3 separate regions of the Homo sapiens genome follow, and regions 2 and 3 are each linked to region 1. The links are chromatin contacts, found by Hi-C or POLR2A ChIA-PET in ENCODE. All regions are on one chromosome and are shown on one strand. The core of a region is the stretch at or near the end of the contact, and the rest is flanking DNA. Distances in the headings are between cores, read along the strand shown. Region 1 holds the start of CD79A (CD79a molecule). Region 2 holds the start of EXOSC5 (exosome component 5). Region 3 holds the start of PAFAH1B3 (platelet activating factor acetylhydrolase 1b catalytic subunit 3).

The links. Hi-C counts contacts between places; a loop is a spot of excess contacts on that map. ChIA-PET counts read pairs that join two places held with the same protein, here RNA polymerase II (POLR2A). Pooled maps may share reads with other maps.
Region 2: a map with no recorded cell type shows a loop between it and region 1 (6-fold over the local background). The contact joins the promoter of EXOSC5 here to the promoter of CD79A in region 1. A Hi-C loop is called at or near these places in 2 of 37 single-sample maps with no recorded cell type and 9 of 50 pooled maps.
Region 3: a pooled map shows a loop between it and region 1 (3-fold over the local background). The contact joins the promoter of PAFAH1B3 here to the promoter of CD79A in region 1. A Hi-C loop is called at or near these places in 4 of 50 pooled maps. POLR2A ChIA-PET finds 5 or more read pairs at or near these places in 2 of 52 experiments (GM12878 and activated naive CD4-positive, alpha-beta T cell).

Annotation. Positions count from the first base shown.
Region 1 is chr19:41,875,777-41,879,181 of GRCh38, forward strand. It overlaps CD79A (CD79a molecule), which reads left to right and starts at 1,503. Exons shown (of 5, transcript NM_001783.4): 1 at 1,503-1,607; 2 at 3,214-3,405. The coding sequence starts at 1,529. RefSeq lists an enhancer at 168-237 and a silencer at 1,645-1,704.
Region 2 is chr19:41,395,658-41,399,062 of GRCh38, forward strand. It overlaps EXOSC5 (exosome component 5), which reads right to left and starts at 1,702. Exons shown (of 6, transcript NM_020158.4): 1 at 1,524-1,702. The coding sequence starts at 1,671. It overlaps BCKDHA (branched chain keto acid dehydrogenase E1 subunit alpha), which reads left to right and starts at 2,161. Exons shown (of 9, transcript NM_000709.4): 1 at 2,161-2,278. The coding sequence starts at 2,171. RefSeq lists a silencer at 1,625-1,913 and enhancers at 1,672-2,344, 1,910-2,189, 2,345-3,016.
Region 3 is chr19:42,301,374-42,304,778 of GRCh38, forward strand. PAFAH1B3 (platelet activating factor acetylhydrolase 1b catalytic subunit 3) reads right to left here and starts at 1,251. Exons shown (of 5, transcript NM_002573.4): 1 at 859-1,251; 2 at 577-666. The coding sequence starts at 936. It overlaps PRR19 (proline rich 19), which reads left to right and starts at 759. Exons shown (of 3, transcript NM_199285.3): 1 at 759-1,130. RefSeq lists enhancers at 726-775, 856-985, 938-1,592 and a silencer at 1,146-1,365.

The DNA of each region.
Region 1 (3,405 bases), core at 253-2,752:
ATTCTCCCACAAATGGACTTTTCATTTGCTTCTCAATGTTTGCTACCAAAAATCTCCCTGCAATAAATTTATTTTATATATCCCCTTGTATGTGTGTGAGGGTCCCCTAACTGCTCACAAATATCTCAGCAACTCCGCCCTCCCCACTCAGACCTCATTTCCCTCCTACCAGACATGCTCAAAGGAAACTGGGAGCAACACAAAGATGACTTTGAATCTCTGTCCACCACCCCTAGACTGTATGACACCCGCAAGTGACAACCTCCCCTCTCTGGCCTCGGTTTCCCCCTCTGTAAAATGGGGGATGGCCTACCTTGCCAGTCATGGCAGGTCAATATAAAACAACTTCTGGCTGTGCACAGTGGCACATGCCTGTAATCCCAGCACTTTGGGAAGCTGAGGCAGGAGGATTGCTTGAGGCCAGGAGTTCAAGACCAGCCTGGGCAATATAGCAAGATCCCATCCCTCTTAAAAAAAAAAAAGAAGAAAAATATATGTTGTTGTTGTTATTATTGTTATTATTAGAGACAGAGTTTCGCTTTTGTCACCCAGGCTGGAGTGCAATGGTGTGATCTCAGCTCACTGCAACCTCCACCTCCTGGGTTCAACTGATTCTCCTGCCTCAGCCTCCTGAGTAGCTGGAATAATAGGCATGTGCCACAACATCTGGCTAATTTTGTATTTTTAGTAGAGATGGGGTTTCGCCATGTTGGCCAGGCTGGTCTCAAACTCGACCTCAGGTGATTCTCCTGTCTCAGCCTCCCAAAGGGCTGGGATTACAGGCATAAGCCACCATAGCTGGCCTGTTTTTTTAAAAAAAGAATTCCAGTAAAGAGCTGATCATGGTTCTCACTCCTTGAATACCAGGAACACCATCTCGTATCACATAATGAGACAGGGAGACATTCTGGTCCTCATCTCACAGATGAAAAATGTCAAGCTTCGAAGGATCAAAGTGCCCACCTAGTCACACGGGTAGTCAGCCACAGGTCAGCCTGCCTTATTTATTCTTCATGAGTATTTATAGTGACTAACATTTACTGGGCGCCTACTGTGGGCCATTTCTGTGCATGTGACAACCCCTTTAAGTCCTTGTTTCTAATCCCAAGAAGCAAGGAAATGGGGTCAGGGAAGGGACAAGGTTTGCCCAAGTCCAGGCAGGGGGAGAGGTCAAGCTCAGAACCATCACCTGCCCATGACACATGCCCAGGACTCAGGTTCCCTAGGCTTCCTTCCAAAGGCTCAGCAGTGACGAGCCAGCCCTTGAACCAGCCTCTTCCCCCACCCAAGCAGCCACCTCTCAGGGGAATTGTGGCCACCACAGGTGCAGGGAGCAGTTTCTCTCCACTCACAGCCTGAAGCATACCCGGCAGGGGCTGTCCCCAGGCCCAACAAGCAAAGGGCCCAGTAGCGAGGGCCACTGGAGCCCATCTCCGGGGGGCTGGGCAGGAAGTAGGGTGGGGTTTGGGGTAGGGATCTGGTACCCTGGGACTGCTGCAACTCAAACTAACCAACCCACTGGGAGAAGATGCCTGGGGGTCCAGGAGTCCTCCAAGCTCTGCCTGCCACCATCTTCCTCCTCTTCCTGCTGTCTGCTGTCTACCTGGGTATGTGGCCAAAGGGCAGGAACTGGCGGGAGGTGGGGGAAGCTGTGGAGGCTGCAGAGAGGGCACAGGCAGAGGGAAGGGGGCTCAGGGAAAGGGGAAGAGGAGGCAGAGGATAGGGGACCCAGGGAAGATGCCTATAGAAATCGTATCTGTGCCAAGATGGGCCAAGGTGGGGCTGGAGGGAGCCCAGCGAAGGAGAAGGGGCGTCCACAGTCTCACACAGGGAGGCAGGAGCAAGAGTCACCTCCCCCACCTCCTGTTCCCCACAGGCCAAAATAAGGAACTAAAGTTGCTCTTGACTGAGCACCAGGGCTGGGGGCAGGAAGGGGACTTAGGGGTAGCAGCATTCAGCGTCTGTCAAGGGGAGAAAAAGCTTTCTCTGCCTTAAACCTCAGGTGCCTCTCTCTGTTGGGAGTCCCTTCTCAGCACTGGGGGAATGGGTGTCTCATGGACTCCCCCTCACCTGCTCAAGGACAGCTGGCAGGGGCTGTGGCCACGCTAACCCAGGAGTTCAGAGAAAAAGGTTCCCCACCCAAGGGGACACTGGGAGCAAGGATTGGAGTTCACGTCTGAGTCTTAAGCCCGTGACGATGAGGGTGCTCGGCCCCTCTCCCCATCTCTTCCTCCTTCTCTCTTCCTCACCTCCCTCCTCCACCTACCTCCAGAAGAGGGGACTGGCCATGTGGGAGGCCTGGCTGAGAGCTGGGGCTTCCCAGAGGAGCCCGGATTGGACACTGCAGCCAGCCTGAGCCGCCTCGTCTCACTCAGAGACACCCCCAGTCTCCACCCCGCTCTGAGCCCCTTCAATCACCAGCAGCCCAGCCCAAGGACTGAACTCACCCCTGACCCCTAGGTTGACACATACAACTTACAGAGAATGAGGGCCAGGCACAGGGTCACAGGCCAGGGCAGGCCACAGACTGGCTCCTCAGCCCAGGCAGGGAGAGGCCAGGGAGCCAAGAGTTTGAACCCAGTGCCACTCCTGACTGCCTGGTGATGCTGGCAACCCGCCTGCCCTCCCAGAGCCTCAGCCATCCCTCCTGTAAAATGGGGCTAAGGAGAGAACCTACTTCTAGGGTTCTGTGAATGATTACACAAGAAAAAGCGCCAGGTGCTGGGCCTGGCTGAGGCTGGGGTGCAAAAATGGACCGGGAAGGCTGCGGGAGGAGGGGACGCCTGCACTGCTTCTGGAAGGAGCTGTCTGGACAGCGGTCCTCCAGTGCCTGGAACAAACATCCAAAATCCAGAGAGTTCACAGGGCCAGAGTACAAAGTGGGTATGCGGGAGGGGGGCAAGAGATGGCGCTGCAGAGGTGAGAAGGGCCTCCCAGGGGTCTTACCATCCCAGGGAGTCTCATTCTCCTCTCCCAGGATATCCTCACCCACCCCAACCAGGTATGTCCTCTCTCCTTCCCAGGGGCTTCTTCACTTTCCCGCATCCCCCCTCTCCCCAGGATGTATCAGCCCCTGTCAGGGGCTCTCTCTCTCCCTCCCCACCCAGGAGAGTCCTCACCCTCTTCCCAGGAGTGCTGGAACTGCAGGGGCCAGGGCTGGGGAAATGTGTCACCATCCCCAGTCCCTGACCCACCCACCCTGTCTCTCCACAGGCCCTGGGTGCCAGGCCCTGTGGATGCACAAGGTCCCAGCATCATTGATGGTGAGCCTGGGGGAAGACGCCCACTTCCAATGCCCGCACAATAGCAGCAACAACGCCAACGTCACCTGGTGGCGCGTCCTCCATGGCAACTACACGTGGCCCCCTGAGTTCTTGGGCCCGGGCGAGGACCCCAATGGTACGC
Region 2 (3,405 bases), core at 452-2,951, 480 kb before region 1:
ACCATCTCCTGGTTTCCCCCTAACTCTCTGGGCGTTCCTTCTGAGTCTCCTTTGCTAGCTTGTCACATGTCTCTGACTGCTCAAGTTGGAAGGCCTAGGGCTTGGTCCTGGGACCTCTTCTCTTTTCCATCTACACTCACTTCGTTCAGGCAATAGCCTGAAATACCATCTATATAGCCAGAGAGTTCCAAATTGCCTATGTCCAGCTTGGGTCTCTCTTCTGATTTCCAGACTTGTACAGATCTGGGCAGAAACCTTAGTTATGCCTGAATCTTTTTCCTCGCACTCAAACCAAACTATACGTAAGTTTTGTCCGTATTACTTTCAAACTACATCCAGAATCTCATCACCTCCACTACTCCTGCTCTGGCTGGAGCCACCATCACCTCCCTGTTTTCCCCCATACTCCCCACAATCAACACAGCAGCCAAATTTTGTTAAAATGTATTGGGGCTGGGCGTGGTGGCTCATACCTGTATGAGCACTTTGGGAGGAGGATTGCTTGAGCCCAGGAGTTCAAGACCAACCTGGGTGACATCGTGAGACGCTGTCTCAATTTTTTTTTTTTTTGAGACAGAGTCTTGCTTTGTCGCTCACGCTGGAGTACAATGGCACGATCTCGGCCCACTGCAACTTCTGCCTCCCAGGTTCAAGTGATTGTCCTGCCTCAGCCTCCCGAGTAGCTGGGATTACAGGCGCCCGCCACCATGCCTGGCTAGTTTTTGTATTTTTAGTAGAGACAGGGTTTCGCCATGTTGGCCAGGCTGGTCTCGAACTCCTGACCTCAGGTGAGCCACAGGTCTTGGCCTCCCAAAGTGTGGGGATTACAGGCGTGAGCCACCGCCCCCGGCCTCCCGTCTCAAACGTTAAAGAGAAATATTCTTGGAGTTAATCTACTTCTGAGAGTTATTTAGCTAGGAAAAGGGGATATTTGCTCTATAGGTAAGACTTGCCCTAATCTTTTTTTTTTTTTTTTTTTTGACTTGCCCTAATCTTAGGGATATTTACTTGTGTGGAGAGATGCAGTGAGGTAGCGGTGGGGATGTATTTCTCAACCCAGCGCAATGACATTATCTTCAATTTGAGGAGTATTTACGTGGGTGAAAGATCCGCCACAGTCCACAGTATGCAAATAGACAGGTTTGCTTCAGTCCGGGATGCAAGGACCTAGAGGGTGTGTGTGTGGGGGGTGGGGGTGGGAGGGTGGAGGAGGAATCGAGTTAAGGGGGATATTTACCCTGGCGAGGTGATTTTCCCTATTCTGAAATATCAATTCTTGGGCGGACAGTCTGCCCCTCCTCTCATTCTCAGAGATAGTTACAAAGATGGAACTATCTTCTCCTTTCTAGTCGTGAGGGAGAGATGTGTGTATCCCTGCGTATTTAGTAGTATTCAATCGGACAAGAAATCATGCATCAACGCAGGAGTGACATTTACCAGCTGGTATCGTGAGGAGGTGGGCACTCGGTTGCACAGTACACGGTAGTCCCTCTCCAAAAGAAAGACCTGGGTGAAGTTCTTACCTTGCAGGAAGGAAGCAGAGCCATCTGGCCGCGACAGCAGGTTCTGTTCGCAGGCAAAGTGCCGGAGGCTGCAGCCAGGACCCCGAGGGCTGGACCCTGTTCCATTTTCAGCACGGATTTTGGCGTCAGTATGCGTCTCCTCCTCCATCGCGCCGAGCCCACGTGCGGCTGCAGTTGTCACTTCCGCCTGGCAGCGCGCGCCGCAAACAGGCTGCGTAACCAGTGCGCACGCGCCGGGCTGGGCCATCCTCCTGGGCGTCCGCACGTGGCTTAGCGTTTACCAACAATCTGGCTCCGCCCAGTCCCACCTCCTAACTCTGGCAACGCCATTGGACATTTGGGAACAGAAGGCAGGCCTTGGCATTGATCCGCTTTACTCTGGGCCCCCGGGCCCTAAATCCCTGAGGCCCTGGTCAGGTTGCCCTCTTCTTTGCCTGTTACAGGAGTAACTACAATGAGGCGATTGGAGAAAATTTTGGGTAGATAGATTTTTTTTTCTCCAAATCTCTGTGCATTCTATCTACCACAGAACGGGAAGAAGATGGTTTTCTTGTCAGATGGTGCTGGAGTTTGCGTCAGGCACATAAAGAGGCAGCCCCGAATCTAGCCTACGTGAGTGCCGGACCGCTGAGTGGTTGTTAGCCAAGATGGCGGTAGCGATCGCTGCAGCGAGGGTCTGGCGGCTAAACCGTGGTTTGAGCCAGGCTGCCCTCCTGCTGCTGCGGCAGCCTGGGGCTCGGGGACTGGCTAGATCTGTGAGTACCTGGGCCCCAGGCGGTTTTCCCAAAGGGGATTAGGGATGTAAAGGCTATCTTCAGAGTGTGGGGTCCCTGAAGGATATGAAGGAAGGGCTGTCACAAAAGGGAAAAAGAGTGGGAGACTCCTTGGAGAAGACACCGAAGGGAAGATCTGCCACTTCCTTAGGAGACGAAAAGAACTTCCACTTCTTTAGGAGAGGAAAAAACCCGTTTGCAACTTCTTTGTGGGCCCTGAGGGAGACGACTTGAAGAGAGAGATGGGGGTTCCTTATTAGCTGCCACTGGTATTCAGGGGAGGCTCCTTGGAGGAACAGGGGAAGACCGCAAGACCTTCTCCCTCAGGGTTTGGAGAATGAAACTGACTTTGTAAGGGAGGGACTTTCTTCTGGGCAAAGATCCCTCTTCAAGAAGAAGAAAGAAGAGAACAGGTCCCTGTCACAGGCTGCATAGGGCCTTGTATTTCTTTGCTCCTTTGCCACAATTCTGATTTTAAAATGAATTGTGTAAAAAATTTGTTTGATTCCTGTGTCTCTTGATCGAATATCAAGACAGAGAATTCGTGTGTTCTGGACACTGTACAGAGGAGACGATTAATATTTGTTGAATTAATGAGGGGAAAAAAGGAGGGAGAGAGGTACAGACAGGGCACTTTGCCCACATTTCTTAGAAACACTTGAGAAGGCTTTGTTTCTTGTCAAAAGGGTCACAATCCCTTCAGGTGGATGCTGCTAAGGGCAAGATTACACTGCAAAAAACCTAGGTGGAAGCCTATCTTTAGACGGGGAGAGGCAATGGGTTGCAGAAGAGCTTTGAACTACAGTTGACAGATAGGAGAGTAGTGGTTACATGGGTGGATGCATGTCCTTGCTCTGCCGCTTTCCACTTGTGTAGCCTTGGCCAACGGACTGCACTTCTCTGGATCTATGGAGCTAATTTTCCTCTCTAAAATATTAACAGTGGCCACCTCATAGGGCTGTGAAAAATCAATATGTAAAATGCTAAGGACTGGACCTGGCACATCCTAAGGGCAATAGGAATGTTGATAGTGAGGGTGGAGGGAAGGGACAGAAACTAACCTTGGAGATGGGGAGAAGAAAGGGGTGACCTTGGGAAGGCCTGGATTG
Region 3 (3,405 bases), core at 1-2,500, 430 kb after region 1:
GTGACAGAGCAAGACCCTGTCTCAAAAACCAACCAACCAACCAACCAACCAACAAAACAAACCAAGCCCCATAGAAGCAAGACTCACTTCATGAAAATCCAGTCTGCTTGAGCCATGCATTGAATCAATGGCATTACAGTTGAAACTTATTTTGATGAAACCCATTACAGTTGGACATGCTTTGTGGAAAGATATTATTATGATTGAGTCCTCTTTGTGGAGTGCCATTAGAGTTGCCCTTCGCTTCCTGTAAAGTGACTATAGCTTTGTGTAAACCCAACAGGGCTGCGCACTACTTAAAGCAAACAAGAAAGAGCCTCACTTTAGGCAAGCCTATGGCAGGAAAGCCTCATTTTAGGTCTTAGTACATTATACACAAATCCAATCTGATAAAACCAAGGCATACATTTCTTTCTCAATAGAATGTTGCACCTTACACCAAGATTCTCAGAGCCTCGGGCTGCCTGAGGCCAATCTGGGTACTCTCATAATACCTCACCTGGCCTGGGTTCTGGTCCAGATGTGTCAGCATGGACACAGGGCTGGATGGGGCAGGGGGAGAGGGACTGCCCTCACCTCGCACTGGTGCATGAGCTGGACCAAGGAGTCCCCGATGAAGACGACTTCGGGTTCCTTATCTTTGCTGTCAGCCACGAACCGATGGTGCTGCGGGAGCGCGCGAGAGGGAGTCAATGGCATGCACGCTCCAGGGCCCGCCCCGCCCTGCTCCCTTAGGCAGCGCCTCCTCAACTGCCCTCAGTTTCCCAATCAGGTAGTGAGAGTGGCACGAACCAGCCGTTCTCCTGAGCCACCCCCCGCGCCCCCGGACTCCTCAATATCCCAGGTGGGAACGCTCACCAGGGACATCCAGCGCCCGTCGCCCTGTACGTCCTGCACCGGCGTGGGCTTGCTGGCTGGGTTCTCCTCTCCACTCATCTTGGCGCCGCAGCTCCTGCAGGATGAGCGAGTCGGGTCGGCCCGGGAGTGTTCCGAACGGAGCTGGCTCCGCCACGCCCACTCCTACCCCTCGCGGCAACAAAGGACCGTCCCAACGCTAGCACACCCGCGGAGGACGAAGGCCGATACAGGGCGCCGCCTCCTCTCCAGGGACGGAAGCCTTCACTTAGGAGGTAGGTGGAATCAGGAACCTTCGCTTCCCCCACGACGGCCGCACAGTGGGCTCGCCCGGCGCTTCCCGCTCGGGCCGCTGACTCCCAGGCCGCGCACCCGGCACGGGGTGGGGGGAGGGAGAGGCGAGACCATCCAGCTCCCGAGGCGGGGAGGAGGGAGAAACCACCCACCGGTCACGGGGAGGGGCGAACTACCTGAAGAGTCGAGAGTGGGCGGGGAAAATCTAGCCCTCTGTCTAGCAAATGGGAAGAAACCATTTGCTGTACAGAGTGAAATGTGCGGAAGGGACCACCTACTGTTGCGGGGGGGGGGGTGACCCATTCACGTGGTGGGGGGAGGGGAGCGAGTGGACGAGTCCATTCTTATATTCCCTTGAAGGGGTGGCTCGAATGCACCTGGCTGGGGGGGACGCTCCTATTTTCTACTGATGTGGGGGACAGAAAAGGAAGATGACAAAATGTGAAAATTCGAGGCTCCCTTCTAAGGAGCCACTCTAAGGCCGCGCCAGGGCTTTAGTGAGCCTATCTACTCGTGGGCTTCCCCTACTCAAAACACCGTGGGTGTGTGTGTGTGTGTGTGTGTGTGTGTGTGTGTGTGTGTGTTGAAATCTAAAGTACATATCTTTGCATTCAAGACATCACAGGACCCCTACTCAAAACACCGTGTGTGTGTGCGCGCGCGTGGCATAACATATAAACTACATATCTTTGCATTCAAGACACCATAGGACCTGCTTGGAGGGTAGAAGAAGGTGCAGAAAGAGAAAGGAAATTAGAGACGCCTCCAGGGCTCAGGTCCAGTCTGGCGTCCCTCCGGCAGATCATCTTGCAGATCTGCAGCCTCTACACTCTCTCTAAACCCACAGGCCAACTGGGTATGTCTGAGCTCTGAAACCTACATCCATAGCCAAGGCCACCTAGGGTCGCGCCTCTCCCCCAACGCTGCCCCAAATTAATCTCAGACCTCAGTGTCTTCTCAGATCTCCCTCTTCTCTGGGACCAGGTGGGGGGCTCACTCCCTGCTAAACGTCCTGGTCATGTTCTTGTAGCCTCACTCCAGGTGGGACCTTCCCATGTATTCATTCCTTCGAGGTGGATTGATACTGAGACAGAGATGAGTGTTATTCATTGTGTTTATGTTTTCAATCCACTTTCCTGGAACTGGGCCGGGCACACAGTGGTTATTCCACAAGTGCTTGCTGAATGAGTAGTAAATGAGTGGGTCAGCTCCTGACCTTGTCCCAATGTGTTTAGGGAGACAGATCCAGACACAGAGGTGTAGGGGTGTCAAAGTTGTGTTTGAGGGAGAGACAGGGACCTCTGGGGAGGAAGAGGAGAAGGACTCTGAGGACTATGGGTTTCCTAGGAGTAGTATCTCAGCTGGGTCTGAAAGATAATGAAGAATGGGCAAGCAGAAAGAAAAGACACAGGTAATCACTTTCTTATTAGGTTTGGGGAATATCGTGGAATAGCTTGATTTTAAAGTCTGAGGGAGGCCAGCATGGAGGCTCATGCCTGTAATCCCAGCACTTTGGGAGGCTGACATGGTCGGATCACTTGAGGTCAACCAGCCTGGCCAACATGGCGAAACCACGTGTCTACTAAATATACAAAAAAAAAAAAAAAATTAGCTAGGCATGGCAGCACACGCCCGTAGTCCCAGCTACTTGGGAAGGCTGAGGCAGGACAATTGCTTGAGTCTGGGAGGCAGAGGTTGCAGTGAGCTGAGATCGCGCCACTGCAGCCCAGCCTGGGCAACAGTGGCCCAGCTTGGGTGACACAGCGAGACTCTGTCTTAATTACAAAAATAAACAAACAAATAAAGTCTGAGGGAGCCAGGTGCAGTGATGCATGCCTGTAGTCCCAGCTACTGGGGAGGCTGAGGTGCGAGGATCGCTTGAACCCAGAAGTTTGAGACCAGCCTGGGTAACACAGTGAGACCCTGTCTAAAAAAAAAAAAAAAAAAAGGCTGGGCGCGGTGGCTCACGCCTGTAATCCCAGCACTTTGGGAGGCCGAGGTGGGCAGATCACGAGGTCAGGATCGAGACCATCCTGGCTAACACGGTGAAACCCCGTCTCTACTAAAAATACAAAAAATTAGCGGGGCGTGGTGGCAGGCGCCTGTTGTCCCAGCTACTTGGGAGGCTGAGGCAGGAGAATAGCGTGAACCTGGGAGGCAGAGCTTGCAGTGAGCCGAGATGGCACCAGTGCACTTCAGCCTGGGAGACAGAGCGAGACGCCGTCTCAAAAAAAAAAAAAAAAAAAAAAAGGGCAA